Regions from separate parts of the Homo sapiens genome. Here all the other regions are linked to region 3. A link is a loop called in an ENCODE intact Hi-C map of the cell type or tissue named here. Cell type or tissue: K562. All regions are shown on one strand.

Region 1 (8,000 bases), 140 kb after region 3:
GAAGTGGGGGCAGCCTTGTGGGACTGTGTCATGGGATCTGATACTATCCCCACGTAGATACTGTCAGCACTGAATTACAGGACACCCAGCAGGAGAACTGCTTGGTGTGTGGGGGACAAACTCCCAAATATCTGGTGTCAGATGTATTGTACTGAGTGACTGTGGAAGTAGAGGCAAAAAAAATCTTGTATGTTCCCTTTACAACAGGTCAGCCACAAGTGAGATTTTAGTTTAATTTTTTGGTAGGTAAAAAATTAGTATCATTTAGTATCCACCCAAACTCCCAACTTTATCTATTTCTCCTCAAGGCCCTGGTGACATGGTGCCTGAAATGACTTTACTCATTCTATTTCTAACTAATTCAGATACATTTTTCCTCTTTGATACAACAGACTCCTGTTATGAGGACTGAATGGGGTAATGCTGCTTGAACACAGAGTAAGCAATTAACAAATATTAACTTTTTGGAGAGAGTAATAATAGGAGTGAAGAGAGGAAAATTTTCACTGTTACCAGGGCAGCCCTGATGAAACAGCTGGGAAAGGTCTTTTCCTAGACCCCTATTAATGGGCACATCTGCTTAAAGAAACTAGACAGCCTGGGATGATACCAGAGCTCCGGAAACAACTCAAGTTACTGGTGACATTTCCATTGAGAAAGAAGAAAATATTTACTTTTAAAATAGTCTTTAACTTAGAAATCATTTGAATACTTATTTAGAAAATCATAGTTAAAAGTTATGGAAAATAAAGCCACTTAAGTTCCACCCCCACCTAAGTATTTACTTAAGTGTAACATACACATAGAAAAGTACAAAAATCATAACATATAACATAAATTTTTCTGTATAATCAACACTCAAATCATGTTTTAACATTACCAGCATTATAGAAGCCTTCTCAGAGTCCATCAGTCACTTATCAACCATCAAAGGTAACCAATACCCAACTTCCTAACACTATGAATACATTTTATCTATGTCTGAACCATATTAAAATGAGATTATAGGATACATGCTCTTTTGTGAGTGGCTTCTTTTATTCATTGTTATTTTTTGTGAGATTTATTCAGGTTATTACATAATACAACAGCTAATCATTCTTAGTTGTACAGTATGCCACTGAATTAGAATATCACAGTGTGTCCATTCTACTGGTGACATAAATTTGTGTTGTTTCCAGTATGGTGCCATTACAATTAGTACTGTTAAGAACATTTCTTACACATCTTTTAGTGAACATATATATACGTATACACATATCTACTGATTGTATACTTGGAGTAGAACTGCTAGGTCAAAGAGTCGTGTAGGTTAAGCTTTAGTATACAGTGTCAAATAGACTTTCAAAACGATTATACGCACTTAGACTTTAAATAGCAGTATATGAGAGTTTCTGTAGTTCCATAGCCTTTTCACCACCTTATGTTATCCATCTTTTAACTTTAACCATACTCAAGGGTGTGTGGTGGTATATGATGGTATTAATTTGTACTTCTCTGATATAAGACTGCGTACCTTTTCATTTGTATTACCCATTTAGATATCTATTTTCATAATGCCTGTTCAAGATTTCTGCTCATTTTCTATTGGTCTTTTTATCATTTTTTTTTAAAGACATGGTTTCACTATGTTGCCCAGGCTGGTCTCAAACTCCTGGGCTCAAGCAATCCTTCCACCTCAGACACCTGAGTAGCTGGGATTACAAGGGTCTGTATTTTCTTATTGATGTATAGGAATTCTTTATATAGTCTAGCTACAGTCTTTTGTCATATGTATTACAAATACCTTTGCCAGTTCTGTGGCTTGCCTTTTCATTCTCCTAACAGTGCCCTTGGAAGAACAGAATTTTTCCATTCCAATAAAATCCAATTTTTCAGTTTTCTTCTTTGTAGTTAACATTGTTTTATGTCCACTTTAAGGAATCTTGGCTTACAGCAAGGTCAGGAAAGAGATTCACTCAGAAGAAAACAAAAGCTTTATTATTTTACTCTTCATGTTTGGACCAAATTTATCTGAAATTGATTTCTGTGTATGACGTGGAGTGGTCTTACTTGATTTTAAATCATTATTAGATTTACTAATCAGAATACAATTTCCAGTATGCCTTTATTTTTTCTTTCTTAATTTTTCTAGTTCCATTGATTACCTATATGTTGCAGTCATACTTTTTTAACCATGAGAAGACCATCTTGGTAAAAATGCTGTCTAAATAGTTCCCCTTCACTTACATGTATTTATAAAAGATCAGCAGAACCTACTAAATGTGCAGATTATATTGGGCAAAAAAGAAAAAAAAGTTCGTGATAGCATTAAGTGTGCCTCTGGTAAAGTATGGAGTGGTAAAAAACATGGGTTGCCTATAGAGGCAGCACAGTACTGTGTTGAGGATACATGCTTTGAAACCAGGAAGACATACATGCCTTCAAATCCCTGCTCTGTGGCCTCAAGTATCATTTAACTCCTTTAAATCTCAGAACTATAAGATAGAGATAAAACTACTTACTTTTCTGGATTATCATAAAAATTGAGTTAAACAATTTAGATAGAGTGCCCAGCACAGTTCCGAAGACCCATTTAATAAATGGCAGCCAGAATTATTTATCTGGCTGTTCAAAATACATGATAATTATAAAATTAAAATAGAAATAGAAAATTATAATTCTGCTGATAAATACTGATATAAAAGGAAGATAACTACATGCCACAACTACCAAGACACTGTAATTTGTTAACTTAGGAAGAAAAAAATGCTGTCCACATTTAATCCAGAACAATATCACATGTAAAAAAATGTGAATACTATAAAAAAAGTACCCTGCAACAAAATGTCATTATAACTGCATGTTATTAATTTATGAAAAAAATTCTTAAAATTTAAAGCACTCAGATACTCTGTTCAGTTTTAAAAAATCAACAAACCTTCTTCAAAAGACTTTCTAATTTTCTTTTGATTTAGCAAAAATTATTTAATATCATCAGAAATCTAGAGCCCTAAGGTCCATCACACACTGATGATCTGTTACATGCACAAGGCCAACAAAAAACAAATAACTGACAATCTGAAGTGAAGAAATTAAGGGGGAAAAATTAGAGTCTCGATGGTTCTAACCATAACAACAATAAAAAAATTGCTGTTGCATTATTATTTCACAAGTAGAAAGATAAAAGGAGCTAAGACCTAGAAGTATCATAGTAAACAGCACCCTCTTGTGCTTCAACTTTAAAATGATATAAAGTTTAAAGCCAATTTCAATATAACAGGTATCTAACTACTACTGAGTAGCTACTCAGGTGCCAGGGATATAAAACCAAAGACCTAAACTCTGTCCTCAAGGAATTCAAAAGCTGGTGGGAGAAAAATTACTTCCAATTTACAAAAAGAATAATATTTTAAATTGTCCTGCATTTTAATTACCTAGTATTCAAAAAATAAATATAAAAAGTAAATAGATTTCGAAAAATGCCTCCTCCAAATATAAAGAGTCCTCCTTTCCCATGCTATTCTAGTTATAAAACATGCTTGTGTTTTCTTTATCTTTACATCCAAGCCACAAAGAGTAACCTATACATCCAGGCCACAAAGAGTAACAGGTATCTATTATATGACAGCTTTGTAGTTAGTACTCAAGAGCACAAACTTTAGCATGTGTATACTTAAATTCTAGCCTTGCCTCTAACTCTGAGATCCAGGGCAAGTTATTTAACACTAAGCCTCAGTTTCTTATCTGGGCATAATAATGGTAACTATATCATAGAGTTGTTTTAGTGATTAAATGAATAAATATAAAGGGCTTACAACAATGTCTCACAAAAGAAAACACTCAATATACATTAGCTAGTATTATAATACCAAACACACGGAGAAATAAAAATGTACACAAGATAAAATAAAAATACCACAAATTACCCTTAAACAATACCACTTATTTGGCAGACCCCTTTTTGAGTTTCTAAGTAAAAAAAAAAATTGGTTTCTGGGTTTAGAAATTTCTGTTAAAATTCAGGAGAAACAGATCCTGCTGTTTTGAATCTACAATAATAAATGAAAAAAAAAAAGGGTTACACTGACATGTTATAAGATACGAAAAGTCTTTAGTGCAAAAATAGGAGGCATAAATTTAAGGATACTAATATGCTGAAGCCAAAAAATTATTTTTTTATCACCAGCAAGATGTTCTAGAGAGAAATATCTTGGTTTAACTCAAACCAATAACTAAAAAATACCATTACAAATATTGAATGTACCAGCAGAGCTAGGGAAGACAAACTGAACGTAAAATCACATCATTTACCTTTGAAGAACAATTATGAATGTAGCCTAGGTACACTCTCCAATAGGTACCCACTGCATGTACTATTAAGAATCTTTAAAGTATGGTGTTTAAGATATGTAAATAGCACTTGACTCAATATATGACTGCATTCTGGACTGGATTTCTATTAAACCTCACTTGGACACTCACATGCCAGTGATGACAATGTTAGCAAAAACAGTCATTTATTGTGCATTTACTATGTACCATGCACTTAACACATAATGAACTCAACGTCAATATAGAGAAATTAAGAGCTGAAGAAAGGACCATCTACCTTCTATATCATGTCATAATAATTCTGAAAGAGTTTACATTAATGATTCCTTCTCTGTGATTTATAGAAAGTTAATTATAATAACAGCTAGCATTTACTTGGTACAGGTGATCTTTGAACAACAGTGGGGTTGGGATGCTGACTCTCCACACAGTTGAAAATCTGCGTACAACTTTTGACTCACTAAAAACCTAACTACAATGGCCTGCTGTTGACCAGAAGCCTTACCGATAACATAAACAGTCGACTAGTACACATTTTTTGTTATATGTATTCTATACTGCAATCTTACAATAAAACGAGCTAGAGAAGAAATGTTATTAAGAAAATCATAAGGAAGAGAACATATATTTACTCTTCATTTAGTGGAAATGGTTCATCATAAATATCTTTATCTTCGTCTTCACATTGAGTAGACTAAGGAAGATGAGGGGTTGGTTTTGCTGTCTCAGGGGTGGCAGAGGTGGAAGAAGTGGAGGAGGTGGAATGGGAGGCACGAGAGGCAGGTACACTCAGTGTAATCTTTATCTTAAAAAATCTGTGTATAAGTTGACCCACACAGTTCAAACCTGTGTTGTTCAAGAGTCAACTCTACACAGTATTGTGGCATTACCACTGTTCCGACTGCTTTAAGTATATTATTTTATTTGAGCCTTTGCAGTAATCCCATAAGGCAACTACTTTTATCATCAACCATTTGCAGAAGAGTAATCTAAAGCAAAAGGTTAACCACTAACACTTAATGGTAGAGTCCTGATTCAAATCTCAAAAATCTAATTCCAGAACCCACATCAACAACAAATAATATATTATTTCTAATGTAGTAAGAAGTGATCATTTAGAAAATATGGAAAATACAGAAAAGTATAAAGCAAAAATTTGAACTGTCCATACTTACAGCACCCACATAAATCTACTGTTAACAGTTAAAATCTCATTCAAAACTTCCTTTTAAGTGAAGAAATAGAAAAAGAACTAACTACAAACACAGGCTTTTCACACCATTCTTTAAAGTATTTCATCCACCTAAATCAAATGATAAAATTTAAGGAGAACAAAATAAATTAACAAAAGTATTCAACACGGTGATGGTTAATATTAGCTGTTAACTTGAGTGAAGGACGCCTAGATAGCTGGTAAAGTATTGTTTCTGGGTGTGTCTTTGAGGGTGTTGCCAGAGGAGATTGACATTTGAGTCAGTGGACTGGGAGAGGAAAACCTGCCCTCAATGTGGGTGGGCACCATCCAACTGGCTGCCAGCGTGGCTAGAACAAAGCAGGCAAAAGAAGGTTAAATAACCTTGCTTGCTGAGTCTTCTGGCTTTCATCTTTCTCCCATACTGATTGCTTCCTTTGGTTCCTCCTGCCCTGAAACATCAGACTCCAGGTTCTTCAGCCTTTGGACTCTTGGATTTACACCAGTGGTTTGCCAGGGAACTCTCTGGCCTTTGACCACAGACTGAAGGCTGCACTGTTGGCTTCCCTGTTTTTGAGGCTTTTGGACTCGGACTGAGCCACTACTGGCTTCTTTCTTCCCCAGCTTGCAGACGGCCTATTGTAGGACTTTGCCTTGTGATTGTGTGAGCCAATTCTCCCTAATAAACTAACTCCCCTTCATATATACATATATCCTGTCAGGTCTGTCTCTCTGGAGAACACTGACTAATACAAATGGAAAGTCATTAATGTTGTCTTTGGAACCAGGAGGAAGATAATGAAATATCTCAAGAAAGCAGAAGAAATGGAAATACAACTAACATGGTAAATTATGCTGGCCGTCATGTTAGTGCAGACTTCTGGAAGTAGAAAGAAGTAATAATAGTTAAGTTCATAATATTAAGTTATATGGCTATGATTTCAACCCAGGAAGAACTCTGAGATCAACCATTTTTCTATGTGATAGAATGTCTGTATCAGTGTTCCTATCAGTGTGTTAGTAAAGAATCAGTCTTGGGATCAGGCCAGGGCCTCTCAAGTCAACATGTAATAACCTCAGAAACTAGGAAAAAAAAATGGTTGCCTTACTAGTTAAGTGATTTTTTAACCCAGAAAAATTTAAAGTAACAGAAATTATGATGTGAACCTATAATATTAATATTTTCATGTTAAGTTTAGAAAGACTCTGTATAGTTGATATTTAAATACTTAAGCCTTAAAAAATGTGGTATTGTAAGAATACTTAACAGACTAGGCTTTTATAAATCTATGTAAACGTGAATATCCAATTGGAATGGGATTTTTCTTGTTGTTGTTGTTGGAGACGAAGTCTCACCCTGTCACCCAGGCTGGAGTACAAAGGTGTGATTTCAACTCACAGCAACCTCCACTCCCCTCCCCGCCTGGGGTTCAAGTGATTCTCCTGCCTCAGCCTCCCAAGTAGCTGGGATTACAGGCGCGCACCACCATGCCCGGCTAATTTTTTGTATCTTTAGTAGAGACGGGGTTTCACCATGTTGGCCAGGCTGGTCTCAAACTTCTGACCTCGTGATCCACCTGACTTTTTAAGCTGAAAAGTAAAGGAAAATTTGCCTACACTATTAGAATACTTAAGATAACTTAAGAGTAACCATAATATATGAACTTCTAAAAATTAAGAGATATTTAAAAATTTGAGAAAGTATGCCAAAATATGAGCATAAAAATAAAACATATTAAATATATAAATTCCGTTTAAAATACAGGCACTGCTTGTTTTATAGGGTACCACATTAATAGATCTCAGCAACCACTGAACTGTGCAAAGTGATAAACATGGTTTCTATAAACATGAATTATTACCATGGTAATCTGCAAAGTGAGGAGTGCTTGTACTATAGGAAATTTAATTGTTTCAGTCCCTCCATTTAAGCGACTTAATTTGATTTGTATGTTGAATTTAGAATTCTAAGAAAGAACCGGGTTTATGAATTTGTTAAGGTTAATAAGTATTATTAAAACTGAAAGTAACCTCTGAATAATTTCTTTCTGTGTACAAAACTACTCCTGAGAACATTTTTTAAAGCTCATATTGATATAAATTGTCAAAACTATATTTAAACTCCCAAGCAAAAGCTGATTTTTAAAATGGTATTTCGCCTAAAAATACATTCTTCTACCTATAGTTGAATATGGTATGATTGATATTTTGAGCAGTGACTTTAAAAGAGTAAAAATATTACAAAGGAGGTGGATGGCAAGATGGCCGAATAGGAACAGATCCAGTCTGCAGCTCCCAGCGAGATCAACGCAGAAGGCGGGTGATTTCTGCATTTCCAACCGAGGTACCTGGCTCATCTCATTGGGACTGGTGAGATAGCGAGTGTAGCCAACAAAGGGTGAGCAGAAGCAGGGTGGGGCATCATCTCACCTAGGAAGCGTAAGGGGTTGAGGAACTCCCTCCTGTAGCCAAGGGAAGTTGTGAGGGACTGTGC
Region 2 (8,000 bases), 200 kb after region 3:
CCACTAGACAGAGAGCTTTATAACCAGAATAACTAGAGACATCAATTTAAAGACTGCTGATTTAAAAGCAGAAAGAAAAAAAAGCTGATTTAAAGGCAAAGTAATTAATAAAACTAACTAATTTTGTCTGCCCAAGTTCTTGCAGTTTGGAAATAATACTTCCATGGAATTTTACTTTCACAAACCTGGAGTAACTACATGTACTTTAAAGTAACAAATTATACGCCACTTAGCGATTCTGCAGTGGAATTGATGATGTTAACCTGTTACTTATATAGAGCTTTATAGTATGCAAACAGATTTATGTCTTTCTGTCTTTTGAACTAACTGAATTGCTTTTTTAAAATTTCCAGTTAACACCTGTTACAAAATCACATTGAATGCCTTTGGTTGGTTCTCTGCTCCATCGAGTCTGCTGTTTTCTGTGAACACAACACCATCTTACTCTTTGTCTCCTTTGCCTGTGAAGTCCTGATTACTGCTTTCTTCACCTGGTTAAATCCTGCTTATTTCTTATTTCCCACAAAGCCATCACTGACCCTTTTGCTAGGCTAGAGTAGTGTACATTTCTGTACGCTACATACTTCATTAGATGTACTTTTCTCACCCGTATTTATTCATGTGTGTCTCTGCCTCTCCTACAGATTATAAGCTCATTGAGGGAAGAGATCACATTAATCTTCATAGTTCCATGTACAATTCTCAGCACATCATAGACACTGATAAACTAAGCTGTTATTGAGAGCCCTTCCCCTCATTTATAATGTACAAGAGTAAAATCTGGATTTGCTCATAAATTGTCAGGCACTGAACACAAATTATATCTGTATTACAAAAAATTCACATTATAATGCACATTGTTTTCTGTTACAGTTCTGAAATTTTTGTGCCAGAACTCTACTCAGCCATAACCACAAATTGATATTTCAGCATGAACTATTTAAAGATAATTTAACAATAACGTCTATTGAGTACATATACCAGGCACTGAAAGTTAGTGTATTATCTCATTTTGTCTTTCCTAACAGACCCAAGAGGTATAGGTCCTATTATTTTCCATATCTTACAAATAAAGAGGATGAGAGATTATTTGTAAAGCCAGGATTCAAACCCAGGTGTGTCTCAGAGCCTATACACTTAATCACCACACTATATTGGCTAAGAGAGATGCAAGCAATATTGATGGTTCATGGTTGGTGATCAAAATAGTATCTGTCAACCAACTATTCTGATACTTTTTTTTTTAAATACTAAGTTTAATCCAGGACATTTTAGTCCCAAATTTGGATATTAAAGGAAAACTAAATATGTTACCTGCAAATAAAGTTTTGTTTTCCAAAAAGAAAATTATTAAAGGGCACTTCAACACTGTGACTTTAAGTACTAGAAATATTTTAGTAAAAACAGACTAAACTGAAACATTGAGCAGTGAATCCTTTAAAGAGCAAGGTTATAAGGTTTTAATTGTTACTTTTTTTCCTGCTTCATTTGCCTGTAAGTGACTTTATTAAAAAACCTAAGTATATATGTCATACATTTACCCAAGGAAAGTGTACAAACTACCTTGAATATTAGACATATTGATTTTTGGCTGTGTGCCTGTGTAATTATCTTAGGAGAAATTCTTTGTGGGTAAGTGGGGACATTTTTACGATAATGTAATTTCTTGAATAGCCAGCTCTTCAAAAGCTATTTGTAAAAAATATTTAAAAGTTTCTTAGTTATACAAAGTTAGGAACCACTGTTCTAGGAACTGGAATTGTGTTATTTTTATTCCTCTGGAGGAAAAATGAGATCTTCGTAATGATCTCTTTAAATTGACTATTTAGAAAAGTTAGGAGTTCAGAGAAGCTTTCTTCAATTGTGAAAACAATACAAAATAGCTAGCTGATTGGAATGCAGAAAAATGCAGATTAATCAGGATACCATTAAACATCTCTGTTTTTCCTTCCTTTCTTGTAGTTTATTTATGTGAATCAGTCCTTTGCTCCTTCCCCAGACCAAGAAGTTGGAACTCTCTATGAGGTAAAAAAAAAAAAAAAAAAAAAAAAAAAAGAAAGAAATTACTGCTTTTTTTTCTTAATCGAGTATGCACATCTGTATAATATGTATATTGTGTAGTATTGTTAATTCACATTTTTATTTCAAGAGATGGCATGCCATTCTTAATTTTCTGGGGTAGAAAAGATGACTTTCTTGTTCTGTTATCTAACATCTTGATCATAGAAAGATATTAATAAATTATACAATGATTGAAGAACCAAGGAATAAATTACATTTCAAAGTCATCTTCATGATTCTCATAAAGTAAGGCTTTTTCTTTATCTACATTTGATTTCTTCTACATTGTTCTTATAATCTGTTATCCAAATCTGCCTACAAGAAATTGAGAAAACAGCATAAGAATGACTGTTTAACATCTTACAGAGTCATTGTAATAGTTATTAGAGTACACATACTAGCACCACTACTAGAAAACAGCTAAAATTACATATATTGTGGTTGGACATGTAGAGAAAGGACAAGATTAAAATACATAAGCTCATTCATGCCTAAGATGCTTAAAGGACAGATTTTATTAAACACTTAGGATTATTAATATGTGTCTGATAGAAACAGGCATCCTTTGAAAGAGATAGCCTGTAACATAGGTAACTTAATATACGTGTGTGGATATTTATGATACATGTGGCATTTATCTTCTTAGTTTCATCTAAGAATAATAAAAGATTGAGTTTGATTTATTGCCTTTTTTTTTTGTAGTGTTTTGGCAGTGATGGTAAACTGGTTTTACATTACTGCAAGTCTCAGGCGTGGGGATGAACCACAAAGAAAATCAACTTGCTACTACATGAAATGGATTTTCACGGAAGAGACAGCTCTGAAAAGTTTTGATGCTTGTGGCAAGAGACTTAACAGATGTGATCTATTTAGTATGTGTCTACTCTATGTTTATGCATAAGAAAACATCCATAGCATGAATGGACTCAGAAAAATGTGATTTGTATTAATGCACCAGTCATCATAAAAGATGGTCATGATAGTACACCCATTGCTCCTACTTGTTACTATTATTGCTGCAGATCTGCCTCCAAGGTTGAAAAGGAGACTAAGACTGTATAAACATCTTCATTGTCAGTTCTCAAAATGACTGAAATTGTTTTCATGGTAAAAGTTAATATACTAAAGGGTTCCTTTTTTTTTAATGTTTACATTTATCTCTATGTTTACCTTTTTAGTCACATTGACCTGCTGGCTGAATACCTCAAATAGTCCAGTAGAGGGCAGTCCACCAGGCAGAAAAGGTTAGGCGTTTTGGTTTCACATCTTTGCTGGGGAATAATAGGGGAAATGGCTGTTTTTGCTAATTTTTAGCTAATATCTAGCCAGGAGAGCAAGCACATAGGACAGACTGAAAGACTGTAATTTTACACAATACACATGGCTTAATTATTTTATTGGGATACAGAAAAATATAAATTCTGGACAAATAAGTCATATACCTGTTTTCAGTCCTAACATTTAAGGATTCTTGAGTCCCAATCACATAACTGTGGTGTTACTCTGTCATTTATATGGTGTCAAAAGCACTTGATGAGTAAACCCAGTAGCATCTTTTTGAGTGTTTCATAATGCATTTTCCAACTTGAAAACAATAATTGAAAAATAGCCTTATTGTATATTTTATGCCATGACTAAAAGTGCCATTTTTACTGATGCTATTAGACTGATAATTTCTTGAAGTGAAATTTAACCTTTTTTTCTCTTTAGTATTATGTTTATAATGCCATATTTTTAGAAAGCATTCCAGATCAGGCATGGTGGCTTACACCTGTAATCCCAGCACTTTGGAAGGCTGAGGTGTGGGGATTGCGTGAAGCCACAAGTTTGAGACCAGCCTGGTTAGCAAGGCAAGATCCCCAACTCTACAAAAAAATAAAAATTAAAAAAAAATTATTAGGCTGCAGAGGCAAGAGGATCCCCTGAGCCCAGAAGTTCAAGGGTATAGTGAGTCGTGATTGTACCACTGCATTCCTGCTGAGCAACAGAGTGAGACCCCATCTCAAAAAAGAAAAAAAAAGGCATTCTAGTAAATCGAATGTAATGTGAATGGAATTTCAAAACAGGATCTAAGATGGTATGTAGTAGAATTCAAAGTAATATCATTTTAAAGTTAAATGAGTATGGAAAAGGTCTGTTCTCTAGTTTTGTCCAGTTCAGTTTACTGAAGGAATATATTTAATTATATTCATATATTTAACAAATAAAAATATGTTGAATTTTCGTATTGTTTGCCACTGAGGGTTCAGATGATAGACCTCAAAAAATCGAAAATACTGGTTGAAATTTGTAGCATCCATTTAGTTATTCTTTTTGACCTAAATAACTTAATAGTTTATTAAATCTAAGGTTAGCTAAATATGTAGCTAACCTTATTTGTTTTCTTTCCTAACAACTCTGAAGAATACATAGGACTTTGCACTTTTTTTTTTTTTTTTTTTTTTTAAAGAGACAGCGTTTCGGTCTTGTTGCCCAGGCTGGACTGTAATGGCACAATCTTGGCTCATTGCAACCTCTACCTCCCGGGTTCAAGTGATTCTCCTGCCTCAGCCTCCTGAGTAGCTGGGATTACAGGCACCTGCCACCACACCCGCCTAATTTTTTGTTATTTTTAGTGGAGACAGGGTTTTACCATTTTGGCCAGGCTGGTCTCAAACTCCTGACTGACCTCAGGTGATCCACCCGCCTTGGCCTCCCAAAGTGCTGGGATTATAGGTGTGAGCCACCGTGCCGGGCCTGGACTTTGTACTTTTTCAAATCATATTTAATTATTTCTTGATCTTTACTCAAAGAATTATTCTGCGCTAAATTTGCAACATTAAACAATAATTAAGCCTGGATCCGATAAGTTATTGGGTGACTAGAACCTACAACACAATTTATTTTTAATTTAAACTCTCAAGTCTGATTAAACTTGGGGGAAAAACTGAACATTCAGGTGATATTTTAAATTTTCTTTGTGACTAAATAGATGTCATTAATATCATGCTTCATCTTACTGTGCATAGATGACCCATGGCACACAAAGTATATGTATAATATTGCAATATTGTACTTCCATCTTTAAAAGTATGCCAAAGACTTCATAATGAATTCACCATATTTAAGGAATAAGGCAAATTAATGTTTATCCGAAATCAAAATGAGATTGGATAATTCCTGGAATCTGATTTCTGTAAGTTTCAGTCCTAAAGGGACCTTAAATATCTACTAGAACGAAGTACAGTGTATTTCTCAGATTACATGACATTAGTCAACCAATTTAGTTGTAACACAAAGTGAGAAAGCCTTAGGTGTTGAAGGAGTGTGAAAATAAAAATCTCTTTTCATGCAGTTTCTGCTTCATTTTCCAAGGATTATAATATGCTGAGTAAACTTTTGGCACTAAGGAAGCCAGCTACAGGCCACGTAATGAAAACTATTCAGAAAACAGTTCAGCAAATACTACTATTTGAATACAGTTCAAATCGTATTTATATAAATACTCTGCCTACATTATTTAACCCAAACTGGATTATTCACCATTCTTTGAAGATGCCTTGTGTTTTCTGTTATCTACTTCTGCTCGTGCAGTTTACTTACACCTTCACCCTTTCAAATCCTAACTCTTCTTCAAGGCCTGATTCAGATTTTAACTTTTTAAAGGCTATCTGAATCATTCAAGGAGAAGATACCCTTTCTCTCATAAAAACACTTAGAGCAAACTACCACTATTAAATCACTTATTGCATACTGCCTCAGAGCCATGTGTCCAGTTATTCTGGTTTTTATCTGGTACCCACACACACATAATACTTAGTACATTTCCTTATATGTAAATAATTAGTAATGTAACACATCGAGTGAATGAAATTGTGATTAGCAAAGTATGACAGCTAAAAACAAAGGAAATTTTGTATAGTTTAAGTTTTTGTACAGCAGAAGGTAATGGAAAATATTTGCAACATATGACAGTGTTTTTAATGTCTTAAGTATATGAAGAATTTGTTTCAATTGGTAAGAAAAGACCAACTGAAAAATAGGCAAAACATACCAAATTTCGATTCACAAAAAGATACAAATGGCCAACAAAACATGAAACACCTTGAACCCCATTGGTTACAAAAAATACAAATAAAAACAATGCTGACTGACAATAAAAATAATGTACATCTTGCTATTAGCAGAGTTGTGGGGAAATCCTGTCATATTTTGGTGAATAGAATATGAGTTGGTATATCACTTTTAGGGGGCCATTTGGCAATATCAAAAACCTTGAAACGTAAGTATAAACTTCAGTTTGTTCGTATAACCTGTCATTCACATATTGAGTGCCTACTATGTCCTAAATATTGGAATAACACTAATAAAGCTCATAAGAGACTAATAAAGTCCCTGTTCTTGGAGTCACTTTCATGTTGACTCAAGGGGGTAGGACAGATTTTCAGATTTGAATTTAAATCTCGGAAGTTTTTAAAATAGAATTTTTAGAAATAATGGAAAGTAATTTGATACCTGATACTAGCTACTATACCCATGTTTTCGTATTTAATATTAATGAAAGATAAAACGTGAGTAAAATCTTTAGAGGAATCCTTATAAATCAATTCCCATAGTTCCTTCTGTCATAGCTGATACACATGAATCTAGGTTGATTACTTCTAGTGATAGACAAAAAGGATGTCCTGTCCATTTTGAGATGGCTCTATTTGTTTCATAACTGCCTTTCTTACAACATGGCAAAATCTGCCTCCTTGCTTCCTCCAAGTATTTGTTCCCAGTTCTTTTATCTACATCTACAAAACATACCTTTCCCCCTTTCCTGCCCCACTTTTCCCAAGTCTTGTCTTAAGAATGATAAATCCATCCCTATAGTTGCTTAGAATCTTGACTCTCTTCCAACCCAGTTTCAATCCATCAGCTTTACTACCCAAAGCAATCTACAGATTCAATGCAATTGCTACCAAAATACCAGTGACATTCTTCACTGACATAGAGAAAAAAAAATCTAAAATTTGTATGGAACCACAAAAGACCCAGAACAGCCAAAGCCATCCTGAGCAAAAATAGCAAAGCCAGAGGCATCACATTACTGGGCCTCAAATTATGTACTACAAAGCTATAGTAACAAAAACAGCATGATAGAAGCATAAAAACAAGACACAGACCAAGGGAACAGAATAGAGAACCCAGAAGTAAATCCATGTATTTACTTACAGTCAACTCTTTTGACAAAGACACTAAGAACATACATTGGGGAAAGGACAATCTCTTCTATAATAAATGGTGCAGGCAGAACTGAGTATCCAAATGCAGAAGAATGAAATTAGACCCCTCTCTCACCATATACAAAAATCAGAATAGATTAAAGACTTAAATGTAAGACTTGAAATTATGAAGAGAAAATTGGGGAAACCAAAAGTTTAAGCTGGGCAAAGATTTCTTGTAAGACCTCAAAAACACAACCAATGTGAAAATGAGCAAATGAGATGACATCAAGCTAAAAAGCTGCACAGCAGAGGAAACAAAGTGAAGAAATATGCTACAGAATGGGCAAAAATATTTGCAAACTACTCATCTGACAAGGAATTAAAAACGAATATATAAAGAGCTTAATAGCAAAAAAAAATTAAAAATAGGCAAAAGATCTGAATAGGTGTTTCTTAGAAGATATCAAAACGGGCAACAGGTATATGAAAAAATGCTCAACATCACTAATCACCAGGGAAATGCAAATCAAAACTAAATGAGCTATCACACCCCAGTTTAAATGACTTATCCAAAAGACAGGCAATAATGGATGCTGGTGAGGATGTGGAGAAAGAATACTTGTACACTGTTGGTGGGAGTGTAGATAACTAAAGCTACTAAGGAGAAGAGTATGAAGTTTCCTCAAAAAATGAAGAAAAGAACTACTGTGTAATCCAGCATTCTCACTGCTGGTTGTAAACCCAAAGGTA
Region 3 (8,000 bases):
CAGTGCTGACTCCCAGTACCCCCACGATTAATGAGCAATCACTGTGGTTGATGACAAATGAAGTACCTACTGAAGCAAGTGTCCTCGCGGACCAAGTGGCTGCTTTGTTTAACCATTGTGAGGATAATATGGTGAGATAGCTATTTTGTGTGCACTGGAGTGCTTAGGAGATGAAAATGACCAGCTTGAGACATGGTCAGAGAACCAGAAAACTTCTAAGGCAGCTGTAAAAGAGTCTCTTAAGTTTTCTAGCTGCTCTGCGGGATATATCATTACAATGCAAGTTGAATTCAGAGCCTTGCCAAGGCTCAAGTGCAAGCATTAGAACATTGATTGGGAAGGAGAGAGATCCTGAGATTTGGAATAAGGACATCTGGGTGAAATCAAACAAAATGAAAATCTTATACTCCTTCATCCAAACTTCTACATTCTAGTAACTTTAACCTTTGCCCATTATTCCCCCGTTTTGAGACTGAGAACTAGTTCCTGAGCTATAACTTGGGGTTCTTCTTTTGTTTTTTCACTTCTCTAATACTTGTTTAACAAATCCTTAACATTGAAATCTCTTTGCTAAAACAAACAAACAAAATTAGTCTGGTTTCTGTTTTTCTAACTGAAGCCTACTGGACACACTGCCTCATAGGGGTATTTTGAGGCTGAGACAAGGCATATATAGCACATAGCTCAAATGGTATATCACCCACAGAAGACACTCAGCAGGTAGAAGAATTTTCCTGCTGATCACATCTCTTCCCTACTTCGTTGTACTACTTCTAGTTGAGCAGGTCAAAACTTCTCTCTGAACTTATTTATAAAAGGAGGTAACATTTCTCTAAAAATGGGGGTATGTGTTGGGGGAAGTGAAGGAAAACATCAACCTTGTGAAGAAATAAATAATACTTCATTTCTAGTGCTACTACTAGTACTTTCATCCTGCCGCCCTCTCACAGGAGTTCATAAATACTGAGGCCACCCTCTAGTGCTAAGTGATCAGAAAGGCCTCCTGCTCACTATTGACAAGTCAAAGGAACACTTTCTGGAAGAAACCATAGGTATTCTCTGTTACGGGGCATTCTCAGGACAATCTCCTAAATGAACCCTGAGAGCCCTGGCATCACTAAGGATTGTCCCTACCCAAAGGAAATGATGGGACTAACCGCCTTTGTTGATCTCAAGTAAGACATGCTAACACTAAAGAACTATTTTCAAAGACAAGGTGATCATTTCACAGAGGATAGAAAACCCAAAACTCTCACAAACCCCATGCTTAGAGCCCCTTTAATCCTCTGATGTGTATCTGTGAATCCTGAGAGTCTAGGACTCATCACGTCATCAAAATAGTCCACTTTCAGTAGAAACCTGAGAGCAGAGAAGGTGACAGCCTCATCTCATTGCTTGGCATTGTTTGTGAGAGAAAGCAAAGAAAGTGAGGAAGCCTTTATATCGTGCTATTTCTTTTCCATGGCAATCAAAATAATTAAAGCGCAGTTCAGCTGAGGACAGGCAAGTGTTCACATACACACTATTCCCACAAACATATACTCTATTTTAAATACACACACAGCCTTTTTTTCACGAAACAAACTTTTTAGCAAACAAAATAAGTTATAATATACTTTTAAGAATATAGCTTGGGTAGAAAGAGTTTGTACTAAAAAGCCTGCAACTTATTATTTTGAAAATCTTGATCCAAGGATCTACATTTTTAAAATAGAGTAGATAATATCTACCTGTATTTTTCATTTTTTCATTCTGTGCCTCTAAATTCCATTTAGAATTTTGAAGTCATGTTGTACCACCCAAATCAAGATAATTTTATTCATCTAGTTAGATTTTCTTCAGTGAAAAAATTACAGGTGATCTTAATTTATGATGAAGTTATGTCCCCATAAGCCTATAGTAAGTTGAAAATGCATTTAATGCACCAAACATCATAGCTTAGCATAGTCTACCTCAAATGTTCTGAGAACACTTACATTAGCCTCCAGTTGGGCAACATCATCTAACACAAAGCCTATTTTATAATAAAATGTTGAAAATCTCATGTAATTAATGGAATACTACACTAAAAGTGAAAAAAATAGAATAGCTCTGTAGGTACTCAAAGTATGGTTACTATTGAATTTGTATCACTTTTGCACCACTGGAAAGTATGAAAATAGTAACTCAAACCACGGTAAGTCGGGGATTTCCTGTAGTAAAAGGAGGTGGTAATATGTACCTAGCAGAGAGTTGTTATTTCACTTCTACTAGAGTGTAACAATTAAGAATACATAGCTATAGGCCGGGTGTGGGGGCTCACACCTGGAATCCCAGCACTTTGGCAGGCTGAGGCAGGTGGATCACTTGAGCCCAGGAGCTCAAGACCAGCCCAGGCAACATGGTGAAACCCCATCTCAACTAAAAATACAAAAAATTGTCCAGGCATGGTGGTGCACACCTGTAGTCCCAGCTACTCAGGAGGCTGAGGTGGGAGAATCACCTGAGCCCAGGAAGTCGAGGCTGCGGCGAGCGGAGATGGCAGCACTGCACTCCAGCCTGCATTGACAGACTGACACCCTGTTTCAAAAAAACAAAAACAAAAACCACCACAACAAAAAACTCAGAATACACAGCTATGTATCAGGAATTATATGCTACCTTCCAAGGTCCCCAGTGGATGCCTGAAACCATGGATAGTATCCTACTCTATATACACTACGGTTTTTCCTGTACATATGTACTTAAGATAAAGTTAATTTATAAATTAGGCACAGTAAGAAATTAACAACAGTAACTAACAATAAAATAGAACAATTATAACAATACATTGTAATTAAAAATATGCAAATATGGTATCTTTCTCTTTCAAAATATCTTATTGTACTGTACTCACGCTTCTTATGATGATGTAAAATGGTCAAATGGCTACGTGATGGGATGAAGTGAGGGCAATAACACAGGTATTGTGACGTAGATGGAAAATTCCAGAAATAAACAACTCTTAAGTTTCAAACTGTGCACTGTTCTGAGTGGTGCGATGAAATCTCTTGCCCTCCTGCTTCGGCCCACTGGATGGCAATGAGTCACCACGTAGTCACCTTGGCGATTAGAGCAACTGTTGCAGTATTGCAGTGCTTGTGTTCAAGTGACCCTTATTGTACTTAATAGTGGCCCCAAAACACAGGGTAGTGATGTAATATTTTTGAACTATAGTTGACCCCGAGTAACTGAAACTGTGGAAAATGAAACTGCAGCTAAGGGAAGACTACTTTACTATACATCTAGACGTGTACTGATTATACAAAATGGTAAAATATTATTAGCTATAACTGTAACATGGACTAAGTCAAGTTGTTAGCATAATAATTTCAAGTTACATGATTCACCCATGTATATGTAAAAGTCTTCCCAAAAGGCTTAGTGAAATTGTAAGATTTAATATTTTTAGAAGTATAAACACTACAGACTTTTATATAAAAGTTTCAAACAAGTTTTATTTAAAAGTGTAATGACTTACATTTATTTTTCATTTATATAGCTTTGTTAATTTAGAGTAACACATTTTAAAATTTTTAGTTTTTAGTTCCTCTGGTTGAAGATGGGAAGCGTTGACTGAAACAAGAAATTAAGTCTTTTCGGACAACTTGAATTTCCAACTTGGGCATAATTATTAAAATGCTTAGTAGATAACTTCAGGATTGTGGCTGTGGCCATTACCAAATTTGAAAGAAAAAAGTGACTTGAAATGAAAGTGCATTGCAGTTCCAGTAACAAATAGATGATAAACTTTATTTATCTTAAGTTTAATTTATTCAGAAACTTACAGAAAAGCTGGAGTTACTATAAAAATATTTTTTTTCCTGAATCAATAGGTTACTGCTTCACTCCTTCATGTATATTTCTTACAACCAAAATATTTTCTACATAAATACAACAAGCCATCAAAGTTGAGAAATTAACAATGATAGCATCTAATCTTCAGACTCCACCCAAGTTTTGCCAATTGTCCCAGTAATGTTAGTCTTTTATGGCGAAAGGAACCAGTTCAGGACCACACACTACATTCAGTTGTCATGTCTCTAAGCTCCTTCAGTCTAGAACAGATCCTCTGTCTTTCCTTGACTTTCATGACCTTGAGACTTGGATATTATTTTTGTGACATGTCCCTCAGTTTGTTTTTTCTTCATTATTAGATTCATGTTATGCAGTTTTGTTAGAAGTATAACAAGAGTAACAATGTAGTTTGTCATTTCATCTTATTAAATGGAATAAAATTTCTATTTATTCCACTGCAATGGAATATCATTGGAATTCATCACTTGATGAAGGTGACATCTGCCAGGCTTTTCCACTGTAAATTACTCATTTTGCCTTCATTATTCAACTGTACTTTGTGGGAAAGTACTTTGAAATTATGTAAATACCCTTCCTCATCAAAATTTTAATTGTTATTTAGCTCATGATTTCTTATTTTATTCCCTTATTGCCTTTATTATTATGATTCTCAAATTTTCCCACATTTGGCCAGTGGGGTTCTCTTCAAGCTGGCTTTTGTGCCCATTTGGTATGTCCCAATTATTTTTTTAGTACTTCCTTGCTTTTTGCTTCAAAAGATGTTCCACTTTTAATTGCCCCTTTCCCTTCCTGTCCTGGCCCTGAAATCAGCCATTTCTTCAAGGAACTTTGGGTTCTTTAGTGGAGAATGGCATCTAGAAGCCAAGATATGGGCAATAGCTGTGCTCATTATTAGGGTTGTCTTAGTTTGAGCTGCCATAACAATATACCATAGACTGGGTGGTTTAAGCAGTAGACATTTATTTCTCACAGTTCTGGAGGCTGGAAGGTCCAGTATCAAGGTGCCGACAGCTTCGGTTCCTGGTGAGAGCACTCCTCCTGGCTTGTAGGCAGCCGCCTCCTCTCTCTGTGTTCACATGCCATTTTTGGTGCATGCACACGGAGGGTGAGAGAATGCTCTGGTGTCTCTTCCTCTTCTTGTAAGGGCACTTATCACATCATGTGGGCTCCAACCTTAAGACCTCATCTAAACCTAAATACCTCCCAAAGTCCTCACCTCCAAATACTATTACCTTGGGGGTTAGAGCTTCAACATATGAATTGTTGGGGGATACATTCAGTCCATAACTAGGTGTTACTGCTGCTACTGTCTCTCAGGAGGGAAGCTAGAGTCTAAATCCATTAGGTTGGTGCAAAAGTAATTGCAGGTTTTGCCATTACTTTTACTCTTTCTCTATCTCTATATAAATAGAGATAGAGATGATGTAGATATAGCTATATTAGGTTGGTGCAAAAGTAATTCTGGTTTTTGCCACTAAAAGTAATGGCAAAAAAATATATCTGTATCTATGTATATACAGATAAAGAGCAAAATATATCTACACATATTACAGCTATTTATTACATACTTTACAGATACTTATAAATCTATCTATATATTGAAAACCATGAGTCCATACAAATACTTCCAATTCCATACCAGAACAGTTCATTCTTGTTCCCTTCGAGTATCTGTAACTCCCTTCTCCAACAGTGAGAAGCCTGGATCCTATTATGGATATATTTTCTTGTTTGACCCATAACCCTGTGGTAACCCACCTCCTATATCTGCCTCTGTCCTTCCCCATATGGATTCCCTTCTTACCCTCCCCAGGCTCTGATACCTCATACTAGGCCACCTTCCAACATATGGGCATCCTCTTTACCCCACAAAGACTTCAACTACCCATTCTGGGTTACACAACCCCCATTAGATACTCTTCTCACCCTATCTGGGCTCTAAGTCACCGTGTCATAACTCCCTTCGCCACCGTGTGGTAACCTTATTCACCCTGTCTGGGTTCTGATATCCCACTGTGATCTCCCCTCCTCTGTGTGGATTCTTTCTTCACCCCATTCAAACTCTTAAGCCCACTTCAGGTCATGGGCCACCATGGCTCCCCCTCAATTCCCACTGGTTCAGATGCCACCTTGCTCTATTTCACCTCTAGGACTGACTTATTTATGAAGGGAAGGGAAGAGGAAGAGTCCAAATAACTCCTAAATATATGTGTTGTACAGATTACCTTTGCTAAATCTTGTTGAATTAGAAGAATGAGCCAAAGGCAACATATGTATGGTTTCAAATGCTGCTAACTGTGCTAAATCATTCTTTGTGTGGGGGAGGCAGTTATATTTACTTGTAAGCATCCCCTAAGGCTTTGCTTTGAACATGGTAATCCTGCTAGAGTTTGGATGAGAAAAAGACAGCTTTTATTGGAGCAAAGAATGGATTAAACAGGAAAAGTAACTAAGACGAGCTACCTTTTAAATCTCATCTCACTTTGCTTCTTCATGCCTTCCCCAGAATAAATTGCTATACAGATTGGTCCCAGGGATCTAAATTACAAAAAATGCTGAACATCACACTAAGACATCTGTTCTTCCATTTAAAATCAACAATGGCAAGTCACTGAATGGGGTTGGGCAAAAAAAAAAAGCATAAGATTGTGAGAAAAAATTTAATTTCGAATTATGAAATTGGAAAAAATCATGACTATATTGTATATTTTGTTAATTATTTTCAAGATGAAAGGTATACAATAAATGGACTGGGTCAGGGAAATCATTTTATAGTTGGGGTGCTAACAGATAAGCTGTTTTTATTGGTTAATAAAGTATTTATGCCACACAGAAAATCAGCCTCGGTACCACTCCCTGACTTGTTACTGCATTATTGCTATCACAGAAACCAATCAACAATTACTTGTTTTTATAGTTTGTATAAGGTAAAGCATAATAAAATGCAGTGCTTAAGTAGCCAGCTTCATCCAAGTAAGTAAAAATGGTATATCATCCATTTTTTCCCCATATTTAGAGGAAAGACTATTAATTAAATATTTGGGAATTTGATTTTGGAGAAACGCCTTCAGCACTATTTAATTACTACAGAAGCTAAGATGTAATAGGATTCAGTTTAACTTTTAACAGTCTGGAGAGACCAGCCTACATGCTCTTTTGGCAAGATCAGTAGTTCTTGGCATCACCCAATACCAGGCATCAGAGCCTTCTTGACACTGAGTGTCAGCCTCAAAGCACGCTTGGTGGACTGAGAGCATGGTTGGGTAGGAAGATCAAGGAGCAAGGATAAGAACAACCAGGCAGAAGTAAGGCAGAGATTACTGGAAAGAGGAGAAAGGAGAAAAGGGGAGAAGGGAAGAGGCAGCTTGATAGAGAAAGAACGGGAGTGGAAACAGAGGAGAGAGCTATGTATGGCTTGAATGTGTCCCTCCAAGGTCATGTGTTGGAAACTTAATCCTCAATGCAATGTTGAGAGGTGGGACTTTTAAGAGGTGATTAGGTCATGAAGGTTCTGCCTTCATGAATAGATTAGTGCTGTTATCATGGGAGTTGGCTAGTTGTCTTGGGAGAGGGTTCCTGATAAAAAAGATGAGTTCAGTCCTCTTCCCTCTTCTTTCTCTTGCCCTCTTGCCTTGTACCATGGGATGATACAGCAGGAAGGCCCTAGTGAGATGCAGGCCCCTCGACCTTGGAATCTCCAGCCTTCAGAATGGTAAGAAACTCATCTCTGTTCTTCATAAATTACCCAGTCTAAGGTATTCTATGACAGCAGCACAAAATGGACTAAGACACAGAAGAAGAAGAGGAAGAGAAAAGCAGTTGAGAGGACAAGTGAAGACAAAGTTATTGAAAGATGAGATTCATTATCAGAGGAAATATGGGAAATATAGAATGAGTGTTTAAGAAAAAAAACAGGAAGGTATCTCAGCTACAACACTTTGTAGGCATGCAGATATTTTATTGCTGAAAATTTACATTTCTACATTTGAAGAAAAAATTCTCTGACCTATGACCTGTGGCCAAGTCTGAGTAGCCTGTGCTTTCGTTTGTCCACGTGGTGAAGTCCCACAGCCTCCCCTGACACTCAGGGAGAATCCTCTTGTGAATCAAATACAAAAGCAAACGTTTGTTTTGTATTTTCATTTATGGCTGCCTTAACTTAT

What was found. Hi-C counts contacts between places; a loop is a spot of excess contacts. Peaks named below come from ENCODE experiments on the same cell type or tissue, not always from the same donor. Only the 100,000 strongest peaks of a DNase experiment are listed, where the experiment ranks them.
Region 1: a loop joins it to region 3, with 13 times the contacts of the local background. A loop is called at or near these places in 15 of 110 quality-filtered maps.
Region 2: it touches region 3 in a loop (2.2-fold over the local background); 15 of 110 quality-filtered maps call a loop at or near these places.

Annotation. Positions count from the first base shown.
Region 1 is chr5:115,883,422-115,891,421 of GRCh38, reverse strand. All of the region lies in intron 3 of AP3S1 (adaptor related protein complex 3 subunit sigma 1), which reads right to left. Among named protein-coding and RNA genes, the nearest start is that of AP3S1, 45 kb to the right of the region's middle. In K562, a CTCF peak has its summit at 3,210; no DNase peak of the experiment used is centred here.
Region 2 is chr5:115,826,627-115,834,626 of GRCh38, reverse strand. It overlaps ATG12 (autophagy related 12), which reads left to right. Exons shown (of 4, transcript NM_004707.4): 3 at 1,963-2,025; 4 at 2,764-6,427. The coding sequence ends at 2,823. LOC124901049 (a long non-coding RNA gene) reads right to left here. Exons shown (of 2, transcript XR_007058908.1): 2 at 1,745-2,376. Among named protein-coding and RNA genes, the nearest start is that of ATG12, 11 kb to the left of the region's middle. In K562, a CTCF peak has its summit at 3,272 (motif pointing right); a DNase peak (open chromatin) is centred at 3,286.
Region 3 is chr5:116,027,381-116,035,380 of GRCh38, reverse strand. It overlaps LVRN (laeverin), which reads right to left. Exons shown (of 20, transcript NM_173800.5): 20 at 7,775-8,000. ARL14EPL (ARF like GTPase 14 effector protein like) reads right to left here and starts at 2,909. Exons shown (of 4, transcript NM_001195581.2): 1 at 2,876-2,909. RefSeq lists an enhancer at 3,265-3,314. In K562, a CTCF peak has its summit at 3,054 (motif pointing right); a DNase peak (open chromatin) is centred at 3,060.